2 separate regions of the Homo sapiens genome follow, and region 2 is linked to region 1. The links are chromatin loops, found by intact Hi-C in ENCODE. Cell type or tissue: dorsolateral prefrontal cortex. All regions are shown on one strand.

Region 1 (8,000 bases):
GATATTCAGTTTTTTCCCAAGACCCTAGGCTCCCAGAAGATTACCAGGTTTAGAGTTATAGAACTCAGAATAGGTTGAATCTTCATGTTTATTTTCCTACCTAATCATTTGAGAGAAAGTGAAATTTAAATCAGAAAGGTCAAGTGAGGCCAGGCATGGTAGCTCACTCCTGTAATCCCACCATTAATCTATGGACAAATGGCTGAGGCGGGCAGATCACCTGAGGTCAGGAGTTCGAGACCAGCCTAGCCAACAGAGTGAAACCCCGTCTCTACTAAAAATACGAAAATTAGCTGGGTATGGTGGCACGTGCCTGTAATATCAGCTACTCAGGAGGCTGAGACAGGAGAATCGCTTGAACCCAGGAGGTGGAGGTTGCAGTGAGCTGAGGTCACACTACTGCACTCCAGCCTGGGTGACAGAGCAAGACTCCATCTCAAAAAAAAAAAAAAAAAAGGAAAGAAAGATCAAGTCACTTACTACAATCACTGCAGCTAATACTACTCAGAGTGTCAGACTTGTAATGGAATATAAATCAGCATTTATGACTTCCTTCATCGAAGTCTGGCTACAAATAACCCCAGCTCAACTAAATTGTATGCTTATTTTATACATTTCATTACATTCTAGTTTCTTATGTAGTGCAGTCTAATAGCAGGTAGTATGCAAACTGGCAGTCCTTGGTCATATTTTGAGTAGCACTGACTGCAGCTAAGTAGTTTACAAGGCCAGAATTGGGAATTAGTTTCCAGCTATCCAAACCTACACTTTTTCAACTGAACTAGCATTTCCTACAATATTCCATGAAACAATATTCCCATAAGATGTTAAGTAATAGGTGTTCTACATTTTCTTAAGTCTGAAAAACAGTGGTCAAATGTAAATTTTTTCCTTGTTATACTGAATTTCTGGGTGGTTTTACTATGTTAATGTGCTCCATGACACTCAGAATGGAAGAGACCGTGTATTAGTTTTAAAACTTTATTGTACAAACACTTATTAACAAAATTAATCCAAGTGACTCAAGGAATACAGTTTGGGAAACTGTGTCCTGTATAGTAGGATGTTACACAAGTGAAGATCTTACTAGGAGTTTAAGGTACAACACAAATGTATTTCCCCCTCACATTTAGACCAGATCAATCTGATAGCCTCTGACTTAGTACATGGCTTGGTGTCACATTTAGAAAAACCACTATTTTAATGTTCAAATTTTAATTAAGGAGTCCTTTGAGTCTGTATCAGGCTTCCTTGTAGTAAAATCCCAGGAAATACTATATTCGTCTATTTTCTATTGCTTAAAATGCAATTCCTAAAAATGGGTGATTTGATAAGGAAAATAAATTTATTTCTTAGAGTTAGGAGGCTGAGAAGTCTAGGTTGAGAGGCCACATCTGATGAAGGTCTTCTTGCTGGTGGGGGCTCTCTGTGGAGTTCCGAGGTGGTACAGGACATTACATGGCGAGGGGGTCAAGTGTGCTAACGTACTAGCTCAAGCCTCTCTTCCTCCTCTTATAAAGCGCCAGTTCCCCTCCCATGATCATCCATTAGTCTATGGACAAAGTAATCCATTCCTGAGGGCAAAACCCTCATGGTTCAATCATCCTGAAAGGCCCCACCTCTCAATATTGCCGCATTGAGGATTAAGTTTCAACATAACTTTTGGAGGGGACATCCAAACCATAGCAGGTATATTTCAGAACTCCTACCAATTTAAGATTTTCTCTGTATCCATCTATTGCATCTAAACCTCATTTATCATAGTAAAGCAACTGACTGTAATTCAAAACTGCAAAACTCTCTTCAACCCACCCCAAGCTGACTCTTATCTTTCTTATCCCACCCACCTTGGTTTTTTCCCCTCTTCTAAGAGACATCTTTGCTCATTCCAAACTAAATCCATCCAGCCTATCTGTGCTCACTTCCATTAGCTCTCTTACCCACAATCCTGCTTTTACAATGAATCCCAGAAACAGCGTGGCAGGCAGAATTCCACTTGGCAGGCAGTAAAGGAAGAAAAGCTGTGAACACTCATACACTAACAATTGTTTTCTCCAACATATACTTCTCATTAATCATGCAAAGGCTTAATCTACTCTCTCTTTCATATTTATAATTCACACTCATTTTCAGTCTATTGTATATGTTGGAATAAACAATTAGTCATGTATTAGTGTTTACACCTTTCTGCCTCCACTGCCTGCAATCTATTAAACTTCAATTACTGTGACCTGGTAGAGGACATGAACTTCCATGAATTATTCTAGGTTGATAACTTATCCTGCCTGGAATTCTCTGATGACAAGGAAGCTGATTTTACTGTCTGAGGTCCACTACGTAACTCACATTTTGAACTAAATACTATATACTCTCCAGGCGGGTTTCCACTCCACTCTATATCTTGAAAAAAGATCTTAAACAACAAGGACCACTATAACACACTAGAGTTCACACTATACCAGAAGCAAGACAAAAAAAATGTCAGCAAAAGACAAATAAAAGATCTAGCACAGTCTCTTTGAATAATAATACGCTGGATTGATACTTCCTGTTTACTTTTAAAACCCCTTATATTCAGAACTGGACTGGGAACAGAAAATTTAAGTTCTTATATCATCCATCCCTCAACCAAATGACATTGAATACATCCCTTAAAATTTATAATTCTCAGTTTCTTCATCCATAAAACGAGTCAGTCAAACTGAAGTCCCTCTTGGCTCTAAAGTAATGTGATTTTATAGTATGCCTCAAGGTCTTTTAGGTACTTCGAGCAGTGGTTAAATGATCAGGTTCTGGGTTTGAATCTCAGCTTTGCTATTTACTGCTTGTATGACCTTGAACAAATTAATTATTCTCTCTGGGTCTCACTTCCCTAATCTATGAAACTGAAATAATAATAACCTACCCTACAAATTTTGGAGATTAAAGTAATGCATTTAAAGTACTTCAAACTTAGTTCCTAGACCCTAGTTACAGCTCAGTACATAGAAATTATTATCAACACCATTATAGGTTTTTTAAAATTTATTCCACACCCATTAAATGTCTGGCATAGTGTTCAGTGAACAGGTGCTGATCTGGGTATATCTCAGGCCTATGTTCACTTCACTTCCAGATAAATATTCCTTAAATAATACAAAACTATTGCCTTTTAATCATTAACCTTATTTTGACTTCTTATGCCTAGTGCTATACAGAAACTTATTTATTCAAAGACTTAATGTAGTACTTAAGTGCTAGACACTTTTCTAAACACTGTAAAAATATAAACTCAATCTTTCCATAATCCTATGAGTTGAATATATTATCATCTCACTTTCTCTATGAGGAATTTGAGTTGGTAACATGCCCCAGAGTATGTTCCAACAACTAGTATGTGCCACAGCTGGGATTTGGACTCAGGTGGCCTGTCTGTAAAAACTGTGTTTGTCCCACCAGGCCACACTGCCAGCCTTACACGCTACCATTCTTGGACTTATCCCATCTTGAATGGTTAACTAGTCTCTTCCCATTCTTCTGAAAAGTCCAGGCATTTCACTCATTTACGTTGCTGTACATTTAACTCTGCCTTCCTTCCCACCCCTTTCTAACCATCAAGTGGCGTCTTCCAGGTTCAACGCTCTACAGACCCAAATCTAAGACATCCATCAAGACTTCTTGCAATTTTCTCCCTTTCGATGTTGTCAGCTGTTTCTTCCGCTCACTCTGATGTCTTCTGTCTTGGTCTATTTCACTTGCAAGCAAAAGGGATGGGTAACATGTAATTTTTTGCACATGACTCCTCCTGCACATCCCACTAAACTGTAATTACCAAGAGACCAGGGTCTGTAGGATTCTTTCGCATTTTGTTCTCATGGTTGGTGGTCTGTCTCAAAACAGCCCTAGAAATTCCCTTATAAGCTAAAACATTAGGATGTATAGCATTTATTCGATCCCATTTTCTCCTCAAAGCAAATCTGACAACAGATACAATAGTCTTATTTGGCATAAGCTAGCCTACAGTGACATCTGGTGGCTATATTCTTAAAAGGTTTACAAACATTCACTAAAAGGGTAAGGTTTGTTCCTTAAGGAAAAGTTGCATTATCTATCAAAGCATGTGTCAGAACTGAGCTACCCACCAAGAGGGCAGGAAGAATCTGGTGAGATCTACACTCAGTCCTGAAGTACGGAGCACCTCCCCTCAGAAGGAGAAAGCACAGAAACTGAGGACAACTACACAGAAGTTGAAGTTCTGTGTTCCAGTCCTGACTGTTAGTGCCTGGAGAGTAGACAGGCCTCTGTTTCTCTCTGGGCCTTGGTTATCTATTTTGTTTTAATGATGGAAATAAACTCAGCCTCTAAGTTCTTTCCTCCCTAATAAAACAGAATATAATCTACAAATAAATACATACAATTTCTCTCAAATATCTAGTGCCAAGTAAAGTTAGTTATGATTTCTCATTTAAACATCACCTGTCTTATACAAGTACATCATAGAATTAGCCAAAATTAAGAGGCTAAAATCTCTCTCATACCAGTAGTAACAATAGTACCATTCACAAGAGTAATAATAACCGCTAACAATGCTATGTAATATGTATTCTTGTATGTATAACCTCATACTGTTAGACACAACTGAGGAGCCTTAAGCAGCAGACAGTCCCAGATGGCATCTTATGACTCAGGATGCCTCTGCGGAAGAGGTTGGGTCTACACAAAAGCCTCATAGGGCCGGCCTTCATAGCTGGAGAGCATCAACATGGGATTACAACCCCGTCTGTCCTATAAGACTTTAATGCCTCTTCTCTTATCTCACAGCCCTACCTGTAGTCATACAGGAGGCAGAGCAGTCCTGTTAAGCACAAGTGAGCAAATGTCCAAGCTGTCCAACCATCCCTCGCCTTCTCCATTGGTAACCAAGCCTGGATTAGGCTCAACAGAAAAGGGGTAAAGGCAAAAACTGGAAGAACTCTTGAAGCTGATATTAGACTGGATGCCTGGAAAAGGATGCCTGGATGCCTGGAGAAGTTTATTACTACTACAAGTGACATCAGAAGCTATGGAATATACTCAAGGTACTGTCAGGGCTATAGAAAGGCGGTTTGACACAGTACAGAGTAACAGCAATAGTAAAAGAATAAAGTTGCTTTCTGTTGGAGGTTTACTTAATCTGCCTCATTCAATAACCATATTTACTATTATGGACTGAATAGAATTGCCCATTTTGAATGACGGGTAAGCAGAAGAAATAACCTAATACAGAACCTCTGAAAGAATGAAAGAGATATGGAATACGAGAGATAGCAAAGAAAATAATACATTCCAACTGCTTTTCCCTGTTAAGGAAATATGAATGCTCTAAAACATGAAATAAATCCACAACACACAATAAAAAGAAAAGTAACAGTACAGGAATACTGGTATTGCATATACTGTCTAAAAGGATGAGGAGTTAAAGCAGAAATGGCATTTATGAAAAATAGTAAGTCAGTGATGTTGCAGGCAGGCTTGAAAAAATCACATATAATGTTGAAGTCAAAAAAGACCAAAATAAAAATGATTAGTGAAAAATATAACTATGTAGACGGGAGCAGATACTAGAGGACCATTACAGGAACAATTGCTTCCCCTGAAAAAGAAGAAAAACTAATTGCAATAGAAAAAAATATTCAAATAGGTATTGGAAGAAAATAATTTAGAAGTGAAGGCAAGAGTTTATCTGAAGGTCCAACAGGTTTCTCATTTTCCAGGGAAATTTAAGAATGTCTGAAATCACAATTCTGCTTAAGTTGTTAGACTTTAACAATAAAAGTGTGTTACATTTGAGTCCCACTAGAATTGCAAAAAAAAAAAAAAAAAAAAAAAAGAAGAAGAAGAAAGAAAGAAAGAAAAGAAAAGAAAGAGAAAAAAAAGTATCTTAAAAGCATAAGGTACAGAAGTGGTTACTGAAACAGGAAGAAAAGAGATATCAGGCCCTGACTTCTGGGACAGTTTAGATGCAAATAGCTGAGTTATGCCTACTTAGTTTTAACAGGGAACTGCATATTTGTAAAACATTGCACTCAATAAATGGAGAAAACACATTTACCCTGCACTTCTCCCCTAAACTCCAAATTCATTCCAGAGGCTACTCTTTATCACCCAATTATCTAATAGACAACCCAAAAACAAAATTTCCAAAACCAAACTCCCAGTCTTCCCCTGACAATTAGGTCCCAGTTTCTCCACATTTAAGTTAACAAAAATGCATTTTCTCTTCACTCAAACAAAAAAACCCAGCAGAGTCATTTTTAACATTTCGTTCTACCACTCCGCACATCTGAACTATGTAGAAATCCCATTGGCTCCACTTTGAAAATAAAGCCTAATTTGAACATTTCTTACCACCTCCCCTGCCATCACCCTTTTCCACATCACTACTATTTGTAACCAGGATTATTAAACCAGCTTCCTAGTTGTGTCTGCTTTCATCCTTACCCCTAGTTGTTTATTCTTAGGGAGATCCTGTGTTTCATCCTCTAACTTGGGACATTTTTGAAAGTGAAAGGGGCTAGGACAATAGGCATAAACTAGGATCGTCCTGCACAAGGCAGGGCGTATGATCCTTCTACTTAATCTTAATACAGAAGCCAGGAGTGTTTTGTTTTCTGTTTTGTTTTTGAAATGGAGTCTCACTCTGTCATCCAGGCTGTAGTGCAGTGGTGTAATCTTGGCTCACTGCAGCCTCCACCTCCCGAGTTCAAGTGATTCTCCTGCCTCAGCCTCCTCAGTAGCTGAGATTACAGGCATGCACCATCACATCTGGCTGATTTTTGTATTTTTAATAGATAATGGGTTTCACCATGTTGGCCAGGGTGGTCTCAAACTCCTTACCTCAAGTGATCCTCCCCCCTCACATCTCAAAGTGCTGGGATTACAGGCATGAGCCACAGTGCCCATTCAGCCAGGAGATCTTTTTAAAACAAGAGTCCTGCCACTCCTGCTCAAAGGCTTCTCATCTCCTTGGCTTAAAAGCCAATGTCCTTCCAATGACCTACAAAGTTCTCCATGTTCTGGCTGCCTGACATCTCTGACCACACCTCTCTCTTTCCCCTCTCCCTTTACTCCAGCCACAAGTCCTACTTTTTCTGAAAACTGCCAGGCACCTCCTGCCTCCAAGCCTTTGCCTTGAGGCTCCTCCTGGAAATGCTTTCCCCTCCCCCATTGCCTCTGTGTGACTTACTCTTTCATTCCTAGCAGGCTTTGCTCAAATGTCACCTCATTAGCAAGTCTTCCCTGACAACCCTGTTTAAAATTGCAATCTCCTCCCCCAGCTCCCATGTCTTTTATTTATAGCACTTATAACTTGCCCATACTTCTATATTGCTTACTTATTACATTTTGCTGTTTGTCTCCTCTCATCACTGCCCCACTTGAATGTGAGTTCCACGAAGGCACATTTTTTTCCTGCTTCTTTTCTCTGACCTAGTCCTTATGATACAACAGTAAATGGAAATAAATGAAGACCAACCCAATGACAACAAGCAAGTCCTATTTGTTCAGAGCTTGCTGTAGTAAGGGAGCCAGCCACCACCCCTAGTGTTTTAACAGAGACTCAAAGGCAGGCAGGGCAGTGGAGAAGCTTTAGAGTGGATACACTGGAACACTTCAGGTGTGCCCTGACTGTAAGCTAGTGGTCTGGGGAGGCTGTAGGTCATTTACTAAATGTGGGGCATCCTATGTGATCAGTTAGGGGTATTTATTTGGCTTTGTCTGATCCAAAGTTGGTATTGATATGGGAGGGGGGCAGAGAAGTGCTCGACAGAGAAGGGCAGTGTCCCTGGTAAGGGCTCCACCCTCAGTCCTGTGCCCACAGACCTAAGTGAGAACAGGCACTCCTGTTTTCACACTCAAATGATGTATTTTCCAAGACCACTCTGGCCTGCCTTGGCCCCCATTTTGTGCCCATAAAAACTCCCAGACCATAGCCAGCACAGACACAAGCTGCTGGACGTCAGGAGGAGCAGAAGAGCACACTG
Region 2 (8,000 bases), 610 kb before region 1:
TTTTTAATTCAGTTTATGTGGTGAATCACATTTATTGACTTGTGTATGTTGAACCAAACTTGCAGCCCAGGAATGAAGCCTACTTGATCACAGTAAGTTAAAATTTTTATGTGTTTTTAGATTTGGTTAACCAGTAACTTGCTGAGGATTTTTGAGTTTATGTTCATCATGGAAATGGGCCTGTAGTTTTTCATTTTTCATTGTTTCTTTGCCAGGTTTAGGTATTAGGGTAATGATGGCTTCATAGAATGAGTGAGGGAGGAGTCCTTCCTACTCAATTTTTTGGAATAGCTTCAGTAGAATTGGTACCAGCTCTTCTTTGCATGTCTGGTAGAATTTGTTTATAAATCTATCTGGTCTGGAGCTTTTTTATATGTTAGGTTTTTTTATTCCTGTTTCAGTTTCAGAACTTGATGTTGGTGTGTTCAGGGTTTCAATTTCCTCAATTCAATCCTGAGAGATTGTGTGTTTCCAGGAATTTATCCACTTCCTCTAGATTTTCTCGTTTGGGTGCATACAGATGTTCATAACAGTCTCTGAGATCCCTTGTATTTCTGGGGGATTGGTTCTAATGTCACCTTTGTTGTTTTTGATTGTGCTTATTTGGATCTTCTGTATTTTTTTTTCTTTGTAGCTAGAATTCTGTTGATCTTGTTTGTCCTTTCTGTTGATTATTTGTATGAATTTTGGGTTCTCAATTTCTCTGCGTTCTGCTCTGATTTTAGTTATTCATTTTTTTCTGTTAGTGTTAAGGTTAGTTTGTTCTTGTTTTTCTGGTTCTTCTAGGTGTGATGTTAGATTGTTAACTTGAGATCTCTCTTTTTGATGGTAGGCACTTGCCATGATAAGCTTTCCTCAGCATTACTTTTGTTGCATCAGAGATTTCTGGTATGTTGTGTCTCTGTTTTCATTTATTTCAAATAATTTTTTTGATTTATGCATTTTTTTTTGTTTACCCAAAAGCCATTCAAAAGCAAGTTATTTAATTTCCATGAAATTGTGTGGTTTTGAGAGCTGTTCACGGTATTGACTTCTATTTCTATTATACTGTGATTTGAGAGTATGGTTGGTAAGATTTTGATTTTTTGAAATTATTGGGGCTCACTTTATGGCTGAGAATGTGGTTGATCTTGGAGTATGTTTTTTGTACATATGAGAAGCATTTATACTCTGTGGCTAATGGGTGGATGTCTGTTTGGTCCAATTAGTCAAGTGTCAAGTTTAATTCCAGATTTTTGTTGTTAGTTTTCACACGTCTAATGCTATCAGTCTAATGCTATTTTTCTAGTGCTATCAGGGGAATGTTAAAGTCCCTCACTACTATTGTGTGACTGTCTAAGTCTTTTCATAGGTCTAAAAGTACTTGTTTTATAAATCTGAGGGCTACAGTTTAGGTAAATATATTTTTAGGATAGTTAAAAATACTGTGTTGAATTAACAGTTTATCTTTAGGTAATGCCCTTATTGGTCCTTTTTTACTTTATTTGCTTGAAGTATGTTTTATCTGATACAAGAATAGGGACCCCTGCTCTTTTTTATTTTCTGTTTGCTTGGTAAATCTTTCTTCAATTCTTTACTTTGAGCCTATGGGCACTGGTACGTATGAGATGAGCTTCTTAAAGGCAACAGAAAAATAGGTTTTGTATTCTTTATCCAACTTGCCATTCTGTGCCTATTGCGAGGGGCATTTAAATCACTTACATTCAAGATTAATATTATTATGTGAGGTTTGATACTATCGTGAAGTTGTCAGCTGATTGCTTTGTAGTTTCTATTGCGTGTTTGCTTTATAGGGTTTGTGGGCTATGTTCTTAAGTGTGTTTTTGTGGTAGTAGGTATTGTTCTTTCATGTCCATGTTTAGAACTCCCTTAAGGATATCTTGTGAGGCTAGTCTAGTGGTAATAAATTCTCTTACTGTTTGCTTATCTGGAAGATTTTATTTCTCCCTTGCTTATGAAGCTTAATTTAGTAGAATATAAAATTCTTGGTTAGAATGTTTAATTCTTTAAGAATGCTGAACATAGAACGCCAGTCTCTTCTGGCTTGTAAAGTTTCTGCTGAGAAGTATGTTTTTAGCCAGATGGGTTTCCCTTTGTACATGATATGTTTTTTTTGTCTAGCTGTTATTAAGATTTTTTTCTTGAGTATCGATCTTGGAAAGTCCAGTAACCATATGCCTTGGTGACATTCATTTTGTATAGTATATCGCAGGTGTTCTCTGGATTTCTTGTATCTAGTGTCTACATCTCTAGCAATATTAGGAAATTTTTTTTGAATTATTTCCTCAAATATATTTTTGATTTGGTTTACTTTTTCTCTCTCTCTTTCAGAAATTCCAATAATGCATACGTTTGGTCATGTTATATAATCCCATGTTTCTCAAAGGCTTTTTTAACTTTTTTTAAATTTTTGTCTGACTGGGTTAGATCAAAGATGGATCTTTAAACTCTGAAATTCTTTCTTTTACTTGGTCCAGTCTATTAATAAAGCCTTAAATTGTATTTTGAAATTCCTTAAGTGAGTTTTTCAATTCCAGAAGCTCTAGTTGATATTATTAAAGATGTTTATCTCTTCCTACATTTCCTTGATTGCTTTAGAAGTTTCTTTGTGTTGATTTTCCAGCTTCTCTTGGATCTCCTTGAGCTTCCTTTCAATCCACGCTTTGAATTCTTTATCTGTAATTTCTGAGTTTTCATTTGGTGAGGGATCATTACTGGCGAGCTAGTGCAATCATTTGGTGGTATCACTACATTCAGATTCTTCATAGTGCCAGATTCTTAAACTGGTTCCTTTTCTTCTAGAGATGCTGGCATTTCTAGTTTTGTAATTATTTTCATGCGGGTAGAAGTTTTGCTTTTTCTTTCTTTCCATATAATATTTTTTCTTTCCGTTTTTCTTTATCTTCTTCCCTAGGGCATGTGTCTGTAGAGAATACTGGTTAGGGTCTATGGGCTTTGCTTCTATAGCCCTATGCACTTCTCTTAGCATTTTTCATGTTGGGCTGTGAAGTTTAACTTACAAGCCAGTAGATGGCGCTTATAGGTAACAGCAAGTTGCAGCCAATGTGGCTGGGTATATACTTGATCCTTGTTTACCAGGAGAAGCTTTCCGCTGTCTCAGGCAATGGACTAATTCATGGAGTGTACTGTAGTCTGAGCTCCCTGATCAGCCGCGGGGAGGTGAGGGTAAAGATGGGTTGGATCAGACGAGGCAGTTCTGTCTACAGGTTCCCTGGTGGCAGGCACACGCTCCAGCCCTGAAAGAGAATTCAGTGGGAAATCAATAGGTGCCCAGAGATGTGCCTAGGCATGGAGCTGGGAAACCTCCTCAGCCTCAAATTATATACAGGGGTATGAGGGGCAGCCTAAACTCTCAATCCAGGAGACGATGTGCTCCAGATGCCTGGAGATCTGCCTGTGTGGACAAGAGAGAGCTCCCCTGCACCAGGATCACTGCATAGGTAGAGTGGAGCAGCTCAGGCTGATGTTCCATCTGGCACTCTCATGCTTGGAGATCTGCCAGGGCATGGAGCAAAGAGGGCTCCCCCATACCAAGATCTCTGCACAAGAAGAGTGAGATGACTTAGGCTGCTGAACCAGGCAAGCAAGTGCTCTGAATGCCTGGAGATATATATTTTTTTACTGTGTATATATGTATTAATGGTATCTATATATATATATTTTTACTTTTGAGTTAATTGAGTTCTTTGTATATTCGGGATATTAGTCCCTTGTTGGATGAATAGTTTGCAAAGCTTTCTCCCATTCTGCAGATTGTTTCTTTACTCTGTTTATTTGTTTATGTCCTCTCCGATTTCTTTCATCAGTGTTTTGTAGTTTTCCCTGTAGAGATCTTTTACCTTCTTGGTTAAATTTATTCCTACGTATCTTTAAATAGCTATTTAAAATAGGATTGCCTTATTTAACTTTTCTCTCAGCTAGTTCATTATTGGTGTATGGAAATACTACTGATTTTTGTATGATGATTTTGTATCCTGAATTACTAAATTTATTAATCAGTTCTAACGGTTTTTTTGGTTGAACCTTTTTTTTTCCCCTAAATTTGAGATTATATTTTCTGCAAAGAGGGCCAATTTGACTTCTCTTTTCTAATTTAGATGACTTTTACTTCTTTCTCTTGCCTGATTGCTCTGGCTAGGACTTCCACTACTATGTTGATAGGAATGGTAAAAGTAGGCATCCATTACTTGTTCCAGTTCTTGGAAGGTTTTCAGCTTTTCCCCATTCAGTATGATTTTAGCTTTGCATTTCTCATATATGGACTTTATCATGTTGAGGTATGTTTTTACTATGCCTATGTTGTTGAGAATTTTTATCATAAGTAGATGTTGTATTTTATCAAATGATTTTTCTGTGCCTATTGATATAATCACATGGTTTTTGCCCTTTATTCTGTTGATGTAGTTTATCACGTTTTATAGATTTGTGTATGTTGAACAATCCTTGCATCCCTGGGATAAATCCTACATTGTCATGGTGTATTATCTTTTTGATGTGCTGTCAGATTCAGTTTGTGTATATTTTATTGGGAATTTTTCCATCTGTTTATCAGGGACATTGGCCTGTAAGTTATTTTTGTCGTTGTGTCCTCGCCTGGTTGTGGTAGCAGGGTAATGCTGGCCTTGTAGAATGAGTTGGAGAGAATCCCCTACTCTTTAAATTTTTGAAATAGTTTGAAGAGAATTGTTATTAACTCTTTATAAGTTTGGTGGAATTTTGCAGTGAAGCCATCTGGTCCTGGACATTTATTTTTACTTATTTAATCATATTACTCATTATTGATCTGTTTGTATTTCTTCCTGATTTAATCTTGGTAGGTGGTAAGTGTCTGCAAATTTATCAGTTTCCTCTAGCTTTTCCGGTTTGTTAATGTATAGTTGTTCATAATAATCTCTGATAATATTTTATACTTCTATAGTGTAAGTTGTAACACCTCTTTTTTGTTTCTGATTTTATTATTTTGGTCTTCTCTCTTCTTTCTTGGTTAGTCTACCTGTTTCTCCATTTTTCTACACCTTCATAAAACCAAGTTTTCATTTCACTGATTCTTTGTACTGTTTTTGTTGTTTCTATTTTGTTTAGTTCTGCTGTGATCCTGATTTATTTTGTTCTACTAAGTTTGGCATCTTTTTGCTTTTCTAGGTTTTCGAGGTGCATTGCTAGACTTTTTATTCAAAATCTTTCTAACTTTTAAATGCATGCATTTATTGCTATAAACATCCCTCTTAGCACTGCTTTTGTTGTATCCCATAGACTTTACTATGTAATGTTTTGATTTTTGTTTGTTTCAATAAATTTTTTGATTTTCCCTCTAATTTCTTCATTGTCCCAATGGTCATTCAGAAGCAAGTTGTTTAATGTTCATATATTTTTACTGCTTCTAAAGCTCCTCTTATTTTGACATCTAGTTTTATTCCATTGTGATATGAGAAGATACTTGATATGACTTCAGATTATTTTTTAATTTGTTGATAATTGTTTTGTGTCCAAACATACAGTCTGTCTTAAAGAATGTCCCATGTACTGATGAGAAGAGGGTATATTTTATAACTGTTGAATTAAGTGTTCTGCAAATTCCTGTTAGGTCTATTTGTTCCTAAGTGCAATTCAAATCCAATGTTTTTCATTGATTTTCTTTCTACATAATCAGTCCTATGCTAACAGTGGGGTATTGAAGTCCACAACTATGATTATATTGGAGTTTGTCTCCCTTTAAATTTAAGGGAGGTTTTGTATTTGCTTTGTATGTCTTGGGGGTCCTGTATTTAGTGCATATATGTTTACGGTTATTATATCTTCTTGCTGAATTGTTACTCTTATCATTATGCAATGACCTTCTTTGTCTCTTCTTACTTTTTTGACTTAAAATACATTTCATTTTATACGAGTATAACTACTCCTGCTTGTTTTTGATTTCTCTTTGCATGGAATTTCTTTTTCCATCCATTTACTTTCAGCCTATGTTTGACTTTATAGGTAAGATAATTTTCTTCTAAGCAACATATGGTTGAGTCACTTTTTAAATCCATTCTGCCAGTCTTTTATATGAAAAGTTTATTTACATCCAAGATTATTATTGATATGTGAAAAGTTTATTTACATCCAAGATTATTATTGATATGTGAGACCTTTTTCCTGTTATTGTTTATTAAATCAATTACTAAAATCAATTTTATTAATTGATTTCTGATTGTTTTGTGTATCTGTTGTTTCTCTCTCTCTCTCATCGTTCTTCCTTGTTTATTGGTTTTCTCTAGTGAAAACATTTGAGTCCTTTCTTTTCATAATTTGTGTGTTTGCTCTATCAGGATGTTTTATACTTTTGTGTGTTTTCATGATGATAGATATTGTCCTTTTAAAGCCTAGAACTCCTTTATGTATTTCTTGTAGGGCCAGTCTTGTAGGGTTGGATTTCTTCAGCTTGTGTTTGTCTTGGAAAGACTTTATTTATGTATTCTTTTTCATTTACGAAAGCTAACTTTGCTGGGTATAGCATCCATGACTGATAGTTCCTTTCTTTTCTTCTCTTTACTTTTATTTTATTTAATTTTCTGTTCTGTTCTGCTCTTCAAGCACTTTGACTATATAATCCCATTCTCTCCTGGCCTGTAAAGTTTCTGCTGAGCAATCCACTGTTAGTCTGACGAATATTCCTTTGTAAGTGACAAAACATTTTTCTTTTCCTGTTTTTAGAATTCTCTCTTTGTCTTTTACCTTTGACTGCTTGACTATGATATGTCACATGGAAGGCTTTTTGGAATTGTATCTGTTTGGGATCTCTAAATTTTCTATATCTGAATATCTAAATCTTTTTCTAGACTTTGGAAGTTTTCCTCTGTTATTTTTGAAAAGGCTTTCCTTCCCTTTTGTATTCTATTCTTCTGTGACACCAGAAACTCAAATATCTGGTTGCTCTATTGTGTACTACATGTCATGTGAGCTTTGATTATTCTTTTTCTTTTATTTATTTATTTTTGTCTGACTGGATCATTTCAAAAGATCTTTCTTCAAGGCTTGAAACTCTTCTACTTGATCTAATGTATTACTAAAGCTTTTGAGTGCATTTTGTATTTCTTTCAATAAATTCTTCAGTTCCAGAATTTCTGTTTGGTTCTTTTTTATGATATCTATCACTTTGGTAAGTTTCTAATTCATATCGAATTAAAAAATATTTGTATTATTATCTATGTTCTCATGTATTTTGTTGAACTTTTTAATGTCATTATTTTGAATTCTTTTTCTGGGATTTTATAAATTTCTTTTTCATTGGAATTTGTTGCTAAATGATTATTATGTTTCTTTTGAGGTCTCATAATTCTTTGCTATTCCCTGTTTCTTTTATTGATATCTGGTGTAACAACCACTTTTTAAAAAAATTTTTCAAATTTGCTTTTTTAGGGAAGAGCTTTTTCCTGAAGATGTATTTATATTGTTGGTTGGGTAGGACATTTCAGGTGGTCTATTCTTTAAGCCTCAGTGGTGGCAATGGCAGACTGGACATGTCTGTCCTTGCATCCCAGAGCAGTGTACGCTAGCAGCAGTTTAGGTCCAGTCAGGTCAGTTCTTGGGTTTCCATGCAGCTTGCTCAAGTACCAGCAGTAGTAGTAGTAGATCAAGTTGGTGGGCAGGTCCTCAGGCACCTGTGAAGTACATAAGGCATGGGCAAGGGAAGTGGCATTGGTAGGGCAACCCTCTGACTTCCCAGTGATCCACTCTGGTGTTGATGATGTCTGTGATGGTCTGGGTGGGTCAGTTTCCAGGCCCACAGGTGACATGTGCAGGTTGGCTCCAGCTGTGGTGGTGGTGGCAAGTTGGGTGGTGGGCAAGGAGGAGTGCTCAGGTGTCAATGGTGGTGGATCAAGCAGGGTGATCCCAAGGTCAGTGGGCAGTGTGCTCAGGCATGGAGGTTTGGGGTGGACCTTGTCCAGGAGGGCCTGTTCTCATATACCCTAGTAGTAATGTGGTTGCTGGCTGTGGTA

The links. Hi-C counts contacts between places; a loop is a spot of excess contacts. Peaks named below come from ENCODE experiments on the same cell type or tissue, not always from the same donor. Only the 100,000 strongest peaks of a DNase experiment are listed, where the experiment ranks them.
Region 2: it touches region 1 in a loop (8-fold over the local background); 25 of 110 quality-filtered maps call a loop at or near these places.

What each region holds. Positions count from the first base shown.
Region 1 is chr5:152,528,828-152,536,827 of GRCh38, reverse strand. No RefSeq gene overlaps it. Among named protein-coding and RNA genes, the nearest start is that of NMUR2, 130 kb to the right of the region's middle. In dorsolateral prefrontal cortex, CTCF peaks have their summits at 3,804 and 4,005 (motif pointing left); no DNase peak of the experiment used is centred here; H3K4me3 peaks cover 419 bases; H3K27ac peaks cover 433 bases.
Region 2 is chr5:153,143,596-153,151,595 of GRCh38, reverse strand. No RefSeq gene overlaps it. Among named protein-coding and RNA genes, the nearest start is that of LINC01470, 180 kb to the right of the region's middle. In dorsolateral prefrontal cortex, a CTCF peak has its summit at 3,008 (motif pointing right); no DNase peak of the experiment used is centred here.